2 separate regions of the Mus musculus genome follow, and region 2 is linked to region 1. A link is a loop called in an ENCODE intact Hi-C map of the cell type or tissue named here. Cell type or tissue: left cerebral cortex. All regions are shown on one strand.

Region 1 (8,000 bases):
TGCGTATAAGTGAAAAAGGAAAAGTGCAGTTTCATTTGTCATCTGAAGTTGTTATTAGTTGTAGTTCAATAGAAAAAACACATAGATAGGCTAACTTTAAAAACTATGTAAATCCAATAGGTTCAACTGGGATAAATTCACTCAACTCTTAAGCGACTATATAAAAAGAGACCAGTCACTAAGTGTAGAAAGTTTACAAAATTTCTTATGTAGGTTTCTAAACCTTCCACTGTCAAAATTTGAAAATATTTTCCCACTTTTAATTCAGCAGTAAAATTGTGATCCCATTTCCAACTTGCCATTGCTATACCTCAAAGATTACAGAGAAAGGCAAGCAGACTCTTGTGGGCTTAGCAGCACATGTCTAAATTTTGCCCTGTTAAAATAGAACACAACTCTATTTCTTTGGAAGTACCCCTGGGTTCCATAGAAACCACCCTAAGTAGCCTCCGCCTCCAGGCTGGTGTCTCATTGAGCTGCATCCATTCCTGCCTGAATGCACTTGTGAGCTCCTCATGGCTCTCAGAACTAAACTGAAGCTGTTGTGAAGTTCAGCCAGCTTGGTCTGCCTTTTTGTTGTTGTCTCCAGCAATCCCTGTCTACTTGTGGCTTGGGACAGCAGGACGGCAGTATTCCTTACACCCCCGACCCTAAACTCCTGAGTAAATCTGGCTCTACTATATTGTGACTGGAAGACCTGTCTGGCAATTTTCTGTTTACCTATAGCTTACTTATCCATCAATATTCTAGTCATGAGTCAGTTCTTTTATGACCCTATTGGACTGGGGCACATCTGTGATGCGAAGGCAAAGCATGCATACATGCATCACTGTTGTAGCAGTAATATAGGAATCCATTTATTTTTTGATTCATCCTCTCTGCTAGCTAAACAACTTTCATTTCCAGAAACCCAATACAGTATCTGATAAATAACAAGTGCTCAACAAACATGTATTGGAAAGAAGAGTAAATCAAACCATTTTGTGAGATAAATGAAAAATTTCAAAAGTTGAATTGTATAGTACATTATAGCTAAAAAGATAGGTATGTTCAACAATGTTAACCAACTTTCAGATAACTTAACCTAGACAAAACAGGGATCACTAATCTACACTGAGGTCCTTGGACCAAATTATGCACTAAGTACATCTCATTTAAATGCCACCGGCAGACACATCATACCCACATTATTTCTTTATTAGATATTTTCTCCCAAATTATTTTTTGTTTTTAATGTGAACTTGCATTTGGAGTGCTTCATTTGTGCCAGGACATGCACTGGCTCTTCTTATCAGTCCTCAGGCTTCACAAGACTTTAAGGCAAGGCCTGGGAGCTCATTTATAGCCAAGAAAACTGGAGTCCTCCCCCACCCAAGCTGGCAAGTGGGGAGCTTGACTTTCCGGCTTTATGGGTCAGGTTCATCTTGCCTCATTGGAATGGGATCCCACTCCTTGAACTGCGACTCCCATTCACCTTCCAAAAGCACTTCATCCCCAAAGAGGATTTGTGATCAAAGAAAGCTTAATCCAACCTTTCTCTTCTTAAAATATGTTCACTCGCTAGAAATTACACTTATATTGTTCACACAGCACTCTTCTGGAAGAACAGAAACCCGCCATAAGTCAAAGAGCTGTGTCCTGCCTTTGACCATTGCTTCAGCGATGCCCATGACAACCTTAAACTAACACAAAGGAGATAGATAACATAAAGGAGATGGAAGTAGGTAGATAGTATATGTGGAGCTCTTTGGACCAGATACTGTGCTAAGCACATCTATATCTCATTTAAAGACCATGGTCAGACACATATATTATAAGGAGAAGAAAAAAGCAAAATCTTTTTGTTCCCATTAAGCAAGTTTCCCCTTTAAAGTCAACATTTTGGGGGAATAATAAGAATTCTAAGTTTCTTTTCCTTTCATGTCTCTTAAATTCTAAAAAAAAAATGTTATCAGGAAAAATTGTGGTTGGACATATGAGGACTAATTATATTCAAAATGAGGAATTGGAGTGCTGTGATTTCTGTATTTGCTCATCAATGTTGCTGAAAAGTTAATGCAGTAACAAGTCCCACACCAGATACTGTGTAAGTCATTATGCCAACCGTCCTTTCTATCCTCTAGAATCACTGTAAACAAGGCTGAGGCTTAAAATATATGTAAAATTCCACTGGAGTACATGAAGCCAGAGTTGCTCAATGGCACGAATCATTCACGTCAAACCAACAAGTATCTGCTTGGTTCTGGTCTGTGATCATTTTTGTCACTCATCCACCTGTAATTCCATATTTCTTAAAGCCATTAGCCCTCAAAATGGAGTTGCAGATTTTTTTAAAAACAGTGAAAACTAATTTAAGTCTCTTTTATAGCTCAGGGGTACATGATTAGCGGTTGGTTGTAATACAATAGTGGCTTGCCTAGCACGTGTGAGGGCCTAGGTTCCATCCCCTGTACTGCCAAAATAAACAAACAAAAAGTACAAGATTAAAAACATAATCCATGAACCAAATAAAATATGTATTTAGGCATGGCTTTAAAAAATCTTTACAGATTTATAATAATTGCTCATTACCTTCTTTGTAAGGGCTTAATAGATGAAAGATTTTCAAATAAAGTCTCATTTTAAACTTCACAAAAATTAATATTCACAAATTTCACTCTGGCTTGCATAAGCAGATTACTTATAATTATTATATAAAAACTTCACTCAATTTATTCTATATTTCTAAAATAAAAAAAAAAAAACAGAAAGGAAAGAACTTTTAACTATCTGATAAAAGTAATAGAACTTTCACTAGGCTCCAAACATCGTATAATCTTACAAAGCTCACATTGCCCCTAGCATCTGCTTATTTGAAATTTCTCATTACTCGTGTTTAAGCGTGAAGCCACCTCCCAGTTCTGCTTGCGAGTGTCAGATCAGGTTGGTGGCTACAGCAACACCTACCATATCCAGGAGTGTCTCCTGGGAGGAGGCAAGTCGTTCACGTGCAACATCCTGAACCGGTACCCTGTCAGCCCACCGCTCAGCAACTTAGCTCATCTCCGTGCGTTTCTCTGTGTTCTCGCTGCCAGAGTTTCTACGGAGCTCTTTGTCCGTTCATCTTTCTTTCTGATGGCATGCCACTCTCCATTGCGGAGTAGAGATCATTCCAGTGTGAGAAGCAATGACTTAGCAGTCGACACACGAGGTTGCAGAGGACCATCGCAAGTAGCTTCCTTTAGAAATCAGATGAGAAAATTGACGTGCAGCCAAATCAGCATGAGAGCCTCCCGTGGGGTGTGTAGCACTGCGTGCAGTTTACCTCAGAGAAGCAAAGAATTTGAGTATCCGAAACTGCAGAAAACCACCCCTTTAAACAGTGTTCATTTTGTCCCTTGCTCTGTATTTTCTCTCCTATGCCTGGTGATATGTCAGCTTATGGGGGGTGGTGGTGTTCTTTTAGCCGAAGTTCACAGTGCTCACATTAATCAAATGATCTCTCTTCTCTTTCCACCCTTTGCATTGCATTTTGAGCTATTGAACCTCCTGTCTGACTCGTTCTGCATTGTTTAGCCCATTCAGAACACGGCGAGAGAACACCTAACACACGGGGTCAGATTTCCTTACATATGTTAGACTACAGCCACGGAGAAACCCTGGAGAGATTTTTAAGTCCTTTTCATTGCAGAGGATTATGGAGCAAAGAAAATGTCTGTGTTACACAAAGAAATAACAGTGAGACTGGAATAATGAATTCAACTTTCAGGCTTCGGTGGGCTCTCCTGACTGCTCTCAGCATGCGGGTGTGCATTTAAACTTCGACTCTGGCCCAGGAAGCTTGGTCTCTCAGTAGATGCAATGATCTCTCAAGGCACGGGGTCACCATTAACTTAGCACAGCAGGAAGAGATTCAAAGACCTTTAGATTGCCCCAGGGAACTAAAGGGATAAACGCACCCCAAAGACATTAAACAGAGAGGACAGGGGTGCCAGTGTTCTGGATCCTGGGTAAAATATGGTTATTATTTTTACTAGCAACAGCAATCTTCAGTCAAATGAAAAGGCAGGCTTACGTGGAATCACCTTTGTTTTGCTTTGGGCTTTATTCTTATTTATCAACATTTGACATCCTGATAACAGGATATTTTAGCTGGATCCATGCTCCTGGAAGGGTTACCTGGTTTATTTCAGGTTTGCTTCCACCCTTTTGCTTCCTCTCCCTCATTATGCTCCAGAGACGCTGACCTTAGGAACAAACTCATTTTTGTGATGGCAACAACTGACATGCATATGTATGTATACACGCATGTATCATGTATGGATGCATGTATGTATCCTGTATGTATGTAAGAAGGTTGATCTTTTTGTCTTTGCTAATTGGACTTTGCTCTTGTTTCCTTCCATTGTACTTTCAGAGTAACATCCAGAAAATTAATTAAAAACCCAGATCACAGATTATCCACCAGTCAGAACTCTGCAGCTCATCTCCACTATTTCCCAAATCAGAACCAAAGTCACCATAAGCTCAAATTCCAGGTGTGATCATCTCTCTGGCCCCTCTTTCACATGCTCAGCCAGGGGCTTTTGCTGTTCCTGTGTCATGCCAGGAGTTCTTCTACATGAAAAATTTCAGTGTCCATTTTCTTAAGTTTTATTTTTTTAAGGTTCTTCTCAGCGAGGAGTCATGGCACACATTTAGAATCTCAGTTCTTGTGCGTTTGAAGCTGGAGGATTTGAACTGAGTTCAAGGCCAGCTTAGGCTACAATGTCATAAGGCTACATCAGCTTAGGCTCTGGTGTCATAAAGCCCACCAGCAACAAACTTGCCCAACCAAGAGAAAGCATCCTCTAAGAGTGAGTGTCCACTCACGTGTTCCTCTCAGGTCATTGCTCTAATGTCAACTTCTTACAGAGGCTGCACCTGGCCTTCCTGCTTCTGCACTCTACTGTGTCATCCCTTGCAGTCTCTGTCACTAATGTACAACGTAATATTCATCACATTTGTATCATTGCACAGGGACACCTCAAAAGAAAGAGACTATCATCCTTTCGCTGCTTAACTGGCAGGGTCTACTTTATTGCCTAGTATAATGGAGGTACTCAGCAAATGTTTGCTGAAAAATTCATTCATAAATTTAAATGAATGCCGGTCCACAGGTTTATGGGTAACAAGAACAGAAGACAGTTGGCTTAATTTGTGGTTAAATGCAAGTGATTGTTGGGAAAGCAATAGTTTGGGCCAGGATAACTCATGTATGCACATCCATGTTAATGCACATGGAGGCCAGAGAACACTGTCAGGGAATCTTCTGTGATTTTTTTTTTTTTTTTTTTTTGAGGAAAAGGTTTCTCACTAAACCCGGAATGTCATCCTTTTGTTTATATGACTAGCCAGTGAGCTGCAGGGATCCACCTGTTTCTTCCCCCCACCCCAACACTGGAGCTATAAAACGTATGCCACTGTGTGAAGCTTTTACACGGATGCTGGGATCCAAATCCAGGCCCTCACACAGCAGCAGACTCTTTACCCACAAAGCCATCTTCCCTGGCCAAGAACAACTCTTGGAGGGAAGGCTTTATACTCTCCAATGGTAAGGCAATCAATCAACACAAGTATTGAGCAATAGTCAACGAAGAGGAAGAAGACACTGGTGACTGAGGCTCTGGTCACTTAGCAGATAGCAAGGTGACTTCTGAATGCAACGGACGGATTGCTTTGGGGTAAGTAAGGAGAGATAAATGTACAAAGGCCACCTAGGAATCTCTGACAAGAAGTTTTAAAAGATGAAGCATGGTTAATTCATTTCATCATTTGCCCTAGGTTCTTCCTGCAGCTGCAGTGACAAACTAAGATTTTACTCTTGAAAAGAGGGTTAAGAAAGAAAGAAAGAAAGAAAGAAAGAAAGAAAGAAAGAAAGAGAGAGAGAGAGAGAAAGAAAGAAAGAAAGAAAGAAAGAAAGAAAGAAAAGAAAGAAAGAAAGAAAGGAAGGAAGGAAGGAAGGAAGGAAGGAAGGAAGGAAGGAAGGAAGGAAGAAAATGTAACCTTATTTTCTTTTGCAGTTTAGAGGGATTAACAAAAAATCCTGCATTCCTTTTATTTTTAAATACCTTAAGATATGGTTCACTTGCCGAACAATACACCTTTATAAAGTGTTCAATTACAGTAAAAATATAATTATGCACTGGTCACCACTATCAAATTTCTTAATATTGTCCTCATCCCTAAAGATATCAAGTTTCTATCCATCATTACCCAGACCTCCTTGGAAGCACATTAACCTCTCTGCCTCAGTGCTTCGCCTATCCTAAACAGATCACATATATTAAAGCATACAGTATGCATGTATACTATAGATCATACTTGTATATGTCACACATATTGTCTATCTACAACAGTGTCATAATGGTTAATTCTAATTGTCAATTTGACACAGTCAAGAATAGTCTTGGAAGAGTCTCAATGACAGAATATTTATATGAGGTTGGCCTGTGGGTCTGTCTAATGTTTTAAAGACCTGTAACTTTCCCAACCACAATGTGAGTTCTAATTTCTTAGTCTTTTCTCTAGCATGTGTTATTGTCTACCATTTTAGTGGTAGACATTTGAGGGGGTGTAAAGTGGTCAGCTCATTGTGGTTTTGGCTTGCATATCCCAGAGAATTAGTAATATCCAGCACATTTTGTTGGGTGTTGGCCACTTATATATACTCTTTGGAGAAATGAAGACTCAAATTTTCTGCTGAAGGCCTGGGGTCTAGCTGTGATAGAGTTCTGGCATAATTAGTACAAGACTGTTAGGTTGATCCATAACACAGTAAGATGAAGAAACAGAAACCCCAAAGAAAACAAATATGTATTTATTTTCTTGTTTGAAAGCCTGGATGCTGTAGAGTCTTACTGCAGATCTATCACGGCTGCTGGTATATTCTGGAAGGAAAACCCTTCACAGACCCTTCACAGATACATGATTTACGTGGATTTCTTCCCATTCTTTGCCTTTTCAGCTGTTTTTAAAAAGTCTGCTTTTGTCTTTTTAGTTACAAAATAATGTTCTTAGATGCAAAGAATGTATATAATTTGTGATCTTAGTTAAGTCTAGTTGATCTTTCTTTTCTTTAGTGTATATTTGGATGCTTTTCCACTTAGCGCTTTTAGAACATTTTGAAAGTGTTTACGGTATAGAAGCTTTGCATGTTCATGGAAATTTTATTTTGAAGTACTTTATTCTTCTTGATGCCTTTGTTAATATAATTACTTTAACTTAATTTTCAAGTTGTACATTACTGATGCATAGACTTACATTTGATTTTGTGCGTTGATCTTATTTTTGAAATATTGTTTAGCCTCTTTGTATTTTTATTTATTTTCTGGCATGCATGGAGGAGGTTGTATGCATTCCTTGATATCTGGAATGTAAGTTCTTTAACAGTGAAACTGATTTAGTTTAATTTGTGCAACTGAAGAAAGAAAAATGTCCATTGAGTTTCTTGAGAGAAACCTACTGAGTCTCCAGTGTCAGTCTTGGCAAAATGAGTGACCTCTGACTTGCATTTCTCACTAAATGTTACAATAATATATAAATGCATATATATATATATATATATATATATATATATATATATATATATATATATATATCTCAGTCTTGTAAATAATCCTCTGAAGTAAGGATTATTTTGTTCTCATTTAAAATAAAAACTGAACCTAATGAATTTTCATGGCTGCAGTTAATTATCATGGCAGCGATTCAAAGAAAATAGGTCTGAGAGGTGTGATTTATACCTGAGTATTGCCTTGTCAGCTGTTACATGTGAGCACTGACTGCTATTTCTTGTATAGTAAAGCTCACTTTCTATAACAGTAGTTCTTGGCCCCTTCCAAAGCAATACTGGAGAATCCTTGGGCTTGGGAATGATTACAAGCAGAAAACTTTATTTCAGGAGTGCATCTACAGATGGTTCTTTTTGGCTTTTCTGTTCCAGCAGGTTCTATGCACAGATCTTGGATTCAGGCTTGGTT
Region 2 (8,000 bases), 68 kb after region 1:
CTGTGCATATTTGCAAAACATTGGAGGATTATACGGTGAATGTTATCAGAGTTTAATCAGTTGTAGCAGTTTGATTTGCATGCCCGCTATTGTAAAAGGCCTGTCTCCATGTACTTGGAGGCAAAGACCAAGGATATAGAAGTAATAAAAAAACAAGGAGATAAGCAATCCTTGGTGTGTGTATGTGTGTGTGTGCTGCATATATATGTGTGTGTGTGTTTATGTATATAACCCAATCTCAAAATTTAAAAATTATATATATAAATAATATCACAGATTCATAAGAATAATTGACTAGTTTCTATGAGTTTTCACTTTAAAAGTCTTTTCTGCATTTCGATGCAAGAAAGATTCACCACGATGCCTGGTTTGTGTGCTGGACACTGAACTATTAGACATGTGATATAATTCCTCTTAACTTGGTCTCCTCTCTAACACTGAAGTGATTGCTTGTATGATATGCATTAGACACTCTACACTGGCCCTTTTCTTTACAGTTAGGCAACGATCAGTACCCAAATTTTGCAGGTAAGGAAACTAAGTCTTAGAGAAGTTAAACAGCTTGCTTGCTCAAGATTGCAATATAGAAGCCACGGGAGATTCCATTCGTTCCAAAGGAACTTTCTGTTGAACAGCATTACCTCTTACTGTGGAGCTTAAACTAGTTATCCTGGGAAGTTAATGATGCCATAGAGCACAGAGTAGTAATTAAGACCTCTGATTCTGGAGTGATACTGGACAAAGCTTCAGCCACCGCTGCTATTTAAGTCTGGACTTTGGAAATTCTGCTTTGCCATTTAGCCTCAGTTTCCCATTCTGACTAAATACAACAGTCATGGAATCATACCATATTGATTCATTCTCCAATAGCCTGTGATCTTCTGGAACTTAGGAAATCCTGCCCTTTGTGATCCTCAGTTTCCGACTTACACCTTTGCACAGACTATGAGGACAAGTGATGATGCTGTGTCTTAAACATACCGGGTGATAGCCAGGTCTATAGGAGTTCATCATTTTCACGGAACTGCACAAAAGTTCAGAGATGTCTTCAAATCCCAAACTTCAGTTCTTGCAGAGTTATGAGATAGTGTGCAACCAACAGAAGACCTTCACCCAGACATCCTTATGCAACTCTAACATAATCCTCAAAGTCTGTGAATCATGACAGTGACTTACCAACCAAACACTGCTGCTGAAGTTCCCTCCCATCCAGCTGTCCGATTAAACGAGGTCAGATTTGGAATCCTATGTATTCAACTTCAGGGACTTGTTTGAACATCTCTTCTTTTAACAATGACAGGAAGCTCAGTTATTGATGTGAAAAGCCATTAATCATGGTTTTTATTAAATCTTAGGTGCATTGTTCTTCTAACCTCCCAAGCTTCAGAGACTTTCAGCTTCCTGTGTCTTCTGTTTTGAGCTGTCTTTCTGATCCAAGCATCTCTTAGCCATTCCTTACTCTTCCATCTTATCTTACTCCCTAGAAAGCTTTTCCTAGATCACTCTTATTCTCTTCTTCATCTGTTTAACTTCATATCATCTCTGACTCCCAGAATGTGGGAGCATTATAAGTCATTATAGGTTACATTCTGTGTTTCCTACAATGTCAAGGGTGTTGTTCAGTGAAATCTCTATGCTATTTAGAACTGTACCGAGAATAAAGGAAAACTTATTGAATAAACAAGTAGGCATCAGAGGTATAAAATGGTTTCTGGGCTCCTGTTCTTATTATTTCACATATTAGGAGTGTGAACTACTTTGTTTCTGCCCATCTGGTTGCATAAATGTATGTGTCAAAATTCAAGTCTATCCATTTCACAGTGGTTGTTAGGAAAGTAGTTTTGAAGATAAGACAAAAGTTAGGTGAACAAATGTGTGAATAGGGGTTTCCATTACAAATGGTGGGGGGGGGGCCATTTACTTCAGCCAATCTGAACTTAGTGTTGCCCATTTCCTGGAGACCTAAGATGCACAAATGAGGGTAAACTTCTGCCTTCCTACTTGCCAAGGGGCAGCCACCTTCATAGCTGAGGCCATCTTGATAGCAAGATCCTGGCTCCAACTGCCTTACAGAATAGTAAAAACATGATGTGTCACACAGGGGAAAAAATAGCCAGTTTTAGAGCTACAGAAAGTTCCTAGATCTCAATCTGCCTCTCTGGTATAATGTTATCCAGAGTTTTTTATTTATAGTATCTTTAAATATGTAGTATCTTTTCCTCAGCCGCTTAGTATTATAAAAAGGGAGAAGATAATACCTACCTTCCTGAAAGGTTGGCTGTCTATAAAGTATCTGCTGTCAAATCATCTTCAATAAATGCTGTTTTCTTCTCCTTTCTCTATCCTGAAGCTCTGGCCTGGCTCTCGGCCATAGATTTCCAGTATCCCTGCCTAGATTACCGATGCTGCCATTTGGCCTTCAGCATTCCCTGTGTTGGACATTTGCCCACTCTGATGTGCAGTATTTGTCAACTTGGCATGGACTAGAGTCACCTGGGAAGAGAGGATTTCAATTGAGTAGGTGCCTCTAAAAAATTGCTGTGTGGGAATGCCTGTGGGGCATTGTCTTGAGTAATGATTGATGTAGGAGGGTCCAGCCCCCTGTGGGAGGTACTACTCCTGTGTAGATGAGTCTGGATTATATAAGAAAGCAAACTGAACAATTTGGGGAAAGGAAGCCAGTAAGCAATGTTTCTCTTCAGGGCCTGCCTCCCGGCTCCCTCCTTGAGCTCCTACCCTATCTTCCCTGGATGATTGCCTGCGAGCTGTAAGCTGAAGTAAACCATTTGTAAGGTGAAATAAACCCAGTTGTTTTTCAGTTAGTGCATCAACACAGCAGCCAAGAAGTCAACTAGACCATTCACTAGTATGATTTGTCCAAATAACCCATTCACACTGTGAGCTGTGCCATCTCAAACCAAGTTCTTAGATAATTTTAACATTTCATATGGATTGAAGATATTTAATCAGAAAATTGGAATGCCAAAAATGCTCCAATATCTAAAACATTTTGAGTTTTGGGATGAGGAACAAATAGAAAATTCCACATTTGATCTCATGGAATAGGCGTCTGAAAAATGCAGGTGCGCTAAAAATAGTGTATCAGATTGCCTGCAGTTCATGCATACAAAGTATAAAAGAAACATGAGTGAATTTGTCTGTTAGCCTCAGGCATCCCATAGATGCCTTACCATGTGTGTGCAAATATTTCCAAATCCAGATAATCCCAAATTCAAAATCCTTTTGGTGCTCAACATTTCAGTTAAGGGATGCACTTGTGCCATGGGCTAAGGCACAACTATACTGATGTTTTGATTGGTTTCCAGGTGACTCTGCTAAGCATTCAATATGGCCTCTAAGGCTCCGGAGGTGGGGTGGGGGGGGGGAATCATCCCTAATTGCCTGAAATATGTTCTCTTTCTATGCCCACTCTCACTTCCTGAATTCCAGCTTTGTAGCTTTTGCCTTTTTAGATTAAATTAGTCCTCAAATGTCTCCATAGCTATTATAAGGAGTTAACAATTCCTTAATGAGCTCAAGCAACAGTCCCCAATTCCATCAAAGTCTCTAAAATATGCTTGATTAGCAAAGAAGTCACATTTTTATGAAGTCCTTGAGCAACTGGACCTCTCCTGTCTTCCCAAATAATCTGTCTGCAATTTTTAAGAGTCTATGTTTTACCTGCTGGCTATGACTAAAGATAGAAGTTCATTAGAAGATAGAGGAAGATGATGCCATTTCAGAGGGGGGGGGGATGTGGAGAGCAAGTATATGACAAAGACCTAAAAAAAGTGTATAAAATTGAACATATGGCTTTTATGCCAAAATATCCCTATCACTCATTAGTATTATTAATGCCATAAGGAGATATTTTATCCTTTATAGACACCCAGCAAGCAGCAACCTGAAATTTTTGGAATCTCATTCTTCAGGAGAGCTTTCTTCTGTGCTTTTGAAGTTACCCACAAGAGTTATGTCATTGCTCATAACCAAGGAAACCACAGGAAACTTGGTTGCTAGGAAACTGCTGAATTGTCTCCATGAGGATCACCACAGTAGGCTTGGCTTGAATAGAACAGATGTTAGGAAAATAAAATCATGAAGTTGCTGTTACTTTAAAAAAAAAAATCCTAGGATGCCTCTTTAATTGCCAGCTACATCTCCTCACCTAAGAAGTACACTTTGTCATTTTTAAAGGCCATCACACAGGTTGTATGGGGGCCCACAACAGGGTGCTAGCAGGGACTGATGGGAAAGAGCCCCACAGTAGCAGATTAGCCACAGCACACATATTCTTCTTTTCTCCAATTAATCTGGCTAACTAGTGGAAAAGACATGGTGATATATCACTTCAACTGGGGGGTGGGGCAGGACTCTGCATGTTATTAGGTCTATGCGTTCCAACATTTTCTGGTTTCCTTTATGGTTAAAAAAAAAAGTGTGGGCTAATTCCCTAAAAACCTCACTGATTTTTTCATCAGTGTTTTATGATGTTTGCATGCACACATATATGCACACATAAAGTTGATCTTGGAGTTTGTGATTCCAGCAACCCCATGGGTATTCATTCTCTGAGAAACTACACCATGAGAACAAGAACAAAGGACTGTCTAAACTTGAACCACTTGAAGTATGCTCTCTCTCTCAGAGTACAGGGTCCCATAAAGCTCCCCATAAAAGACATGTATATTCCTGTGACCTGCTCTGTGCTCAGATTGTGGGTGTATTCATAAATCTATTTAAATCTGCTCAGAACCTGAATTTATTTCAGATGTGTACCATACTGTGAAAAATAGATTTTCTAGCCCAATCAGACATTTATGAGAAGTAAACTTCCTTTCCCCCCTTTTATTTCCTAATTATGTCCTAATTCTAAAGCCAGTGCTTTCCATTTTATATATGCCTTTGCTTCATTAATACTCTTCCTTCTTCTATTTGTATCCACGTATTTGAGAAAGGATCTTACTGTGTACCTCTGAATGGCTTGGAACTCTCTGTGTACCGTGGATGATTTCAAATATGCATCAATCCTCCTGTCTCTGCTTCCTAAATTCCTCAGATTAAAAGAATGTGCTACCACTCAGTCTAATTCCCTTTTCTATATTAGCCAGTGTCATTATTCTCAAGTAATGATCACTTCCAAATATCCACCAATTTTGTTTCTCAAAATGAACTTACTGGGACAAACTCCAGCCATCTGTTTTTCTATTTCCTAAGAGTTGTATTTTTCCTTCCATATCTATCAAGAGTTCATTTCTTGTGTAAATTTAGATTTTCAGGTTCTATTAAAAGGGATGAAATTTTTCATGTATTTTATATCATAAAAAACTGATGGAAAGTTGTATTTTCTTATTTTATTTTTTGATTGTTATTTTATGTGATAGGTGTTTTAACTTGCATTTATATCTATACCTGGTGCCCAGTGAAGCCAGAGAGAGCATCAGATCCCCTAGAACTGGAGTTATAGTTAGTGGCTGGGGATTGAGCCCAGGTTTTCTGGAAGAGCAACCAGTGCTATTACCTGCTGAGCCATTTCTCCAGACACCACTGGAATTTTAAATGATATGATTCAAGAGCTCAATTAGAAAATGAGATGGGGGCTGTGGCGGAGTGGTAGATACCATAGGATGTCACAGGATCATACTGGAAGCAAAGAGAAATGGTTGAGAAACTATGTACCTCAAAACATTTCTTGATGGAGCAAAAGCAACAACACTAATCCATTAGGTTACAAATATGTGAAAAGCCATGTGATTCTCTCAAATGTAGTCTTAGCAAGTGGTGGGCTAAGTAATCCTTTTATATAAAACCTCATATAAAAAAACCCTATATTGTCAGTGCCAGCATGAGAGTTAGGCTTATTACAAAAATTATCTGTGCACTCCCTATAATGCTGTACTGGGAAGGGGAGCATCAGTGAGGAAACCCCTACTGACACAGTGCCCAGCCCCGTCCTTTGTACTTGCTTGGTTTTCTTTATTAGTGGGGGCTCAGGTGAGTATTTAGACAATGAGTCCAAGAAGATTAAGCACAATACAAATAGGAGACAAATCAGCATCACAAAATCAATACATTAAAACTGAACAAGTGTCTGAAAGGACAGCCGGAGGCTATAATACTGCCTGTTACTCATAAAGTATTTTCAGTTCGTTCTCTAAGAATGCCCACCAAGTTCTGACATATATAATAACATCCTCAAAAGGAAGAAACTGGGACTCAAAGAAGCTGTGTGACTTGCTTGCAACTAGTTAACTAGTGAGAGTCTGGTGGTAGGACTTGTGTATGGTTAGCTTGTTACCCAGTAGATTGAAAGGTTTGTTCTTTGAGAACAAAAATCACAGCCCTACTGGCTGCCTTAGTTTGCTGTGACTCAAGAGCACAACCAAAGGCAGCCTGAGGAGCATAGGGTCTATTTCAACTTATAGTTGTAGTAGTTCACTATGAAGGGATGTGGGGGGCAGGAACTTAAAGGCAGGAACTAAAGCAGAGGCCACTGAGGAATGCTTATTGCCTGGACCCCAGGTTCACCATTTCTATACCTACAGGAATGGCCTGGCCAGAGCATGCACCTCCCAAAGTAGGCCTAGTTCTTTCTTGTCAATAATAAATCCAAAGAATTCCCCAAGGCTAGACTCCAGGTTAATCTGTAGGAGGCACTTTCTCAATTGAGATTTCCTCAATAACTCTAGCTTGTGTCAAGTTGACAAACTAACCAGGACGGTGGCTCAACAGAGTAAATTTCATTTCTCACTCAACTCTAGGTCTAAAATGGGTTACATGGGAACTCTGCTCATTACCATCCTGCAGAAACCTGGTCAATCTCCGCTGACATTTCCATGGTGGACGTAACTTTTAAACCTTCGGCCTCATAATGGCATAGCTTCTCTCTCCTTATTTTGAGAACTGAAAGCTAGTCACATGGGTAAGTCTAAGGGATAAGGAAGCCAGGGAAGCGATTACACTGTTCCTGAGAGGAAAGAGGATAGCCCTGGTGAGTGGTATGGCCTCATTTTGTTCACCTCTTCCCATTGAATGCTCCATGTGATGATGCTGAGCAAAGATGAAGCAGTGGGCTTCTGTTTCATTTAGGCTGAAAAAGTACAGCAATGCAAATATACTACAGAGTAGGTCTGCCACACATGCAGCAGATGGAGAAACACCTAAGGACTTTTAGAGAACACTCTAAATAAGCCACCTCTGTGTTGATGTACCATGTGCAGTGGATATTAATAGCATCGTATGTCATGATACAGACTAGCCAATATTAAGCCCCAATACTTTCAAATCCCTATCTCCTGTCTAAACCTTCCTCCTAAGAGAAAGGCTTTCTTACTAACTAAATAGTAATATCTAAAGGGATATACTTTAGACATCCAGAGGTATGAACCATTCCATAACTCACTCCTTGTCCTTAAAATATGACCTTATCCTCCATATACTTTATCAGCATTGACATGTGCCAGCTGACCCCTAAGTTAGAAACCTCAGATTCATTGCATCCTTCCCTGCCCTTCTGCCTCAACTGTCCAATTATCATAGCAGTACCTATTCAAGCCAATAGTTCCTCTCAGGCAAGCTGGAGACTCCTAAGGCAAACTCTTAACTGATCTCCTGGCCACCAATGAGAAATAGAACAATCTTTCTAAGAGGCCTTGTAAATGCTTCATCCCTGCCAACCAACGTCAGTAGGCCAGACCCAAGCCCACCAGTGTACACGGAGGGCTTTTAAAATAGAAGCACCACACTTTTGGCTGCATCTTCTGACCCTCAACCTACTTTGTGGTCACTGAACTACCAGGCTGTCTCCAAAATATCACTGACAGCTCTACTCTTCCCAGACTTCATAATCTTGTGCTTATGGCTCTCTTCCTTGGTGATCTGATGAACCCAAATCAAATATTATACTCCCCAGTTACATGTCTTTTTAACCATGTCTGTCATTGGCCTTATCACCTGACATCAGCCTTGTTTTATTTATTTATTTATTTATTTATTTATTT

What was found. A loop is a pair of places that touch in the nucleus more often than their neighbours do. Peaks named below come from ENCODE experiments on the same cell type or tissue, not always from the same donor. Only the 100,000 strongest peaks of a DNase experiment are listed, where the experiment ranks them.
Region 2: a loop joins it to region 1, with 1.9 times the contacts of the local background. A loop is called at or near these places in 2 of 42 quality-filtered maps.

Annotation. Positions count from the first base shown.
Region 1 is chr4:102,416,767-102,424,766 of GRCm38, reverse strand. The region is part of intron 1 of Pde4b (phosphodiesterase 4B, cAMP specific); the gene reads right to left. Among named protein-coding and RNA genes, the nearest start is that of Gm52669, 73 kb to the right of the region's middle. In left cerebral cortex, no CTCF peak of the experiment used is centred here; DNase peaks (open chromatin) are centred at 459, 2,193, 3,117 and 3,689; H3K4me3 peaks cover 1,014 bases; H3K27ac peaks cover 1,298 bases.
Region 2 is chr4:102,348,287-102,356,286 of GRCm38, reverse strand. All of the region lies in intron 1 of Pde4b (phosphodiesterase 4B, cAMP specific), which reads right to left. Among named protein-coding and RNA genes, the nearest start is that of Gm52669, 4.5 kb to the right of the region's middle. In left cerebral cortex, no CTCF peak of the experiment used is centred here; DNase peaks (open chromatin) are centred at 2,104, 2,460, 2,683 and 4,019; H3K27ac peaks cover 1,072 bases.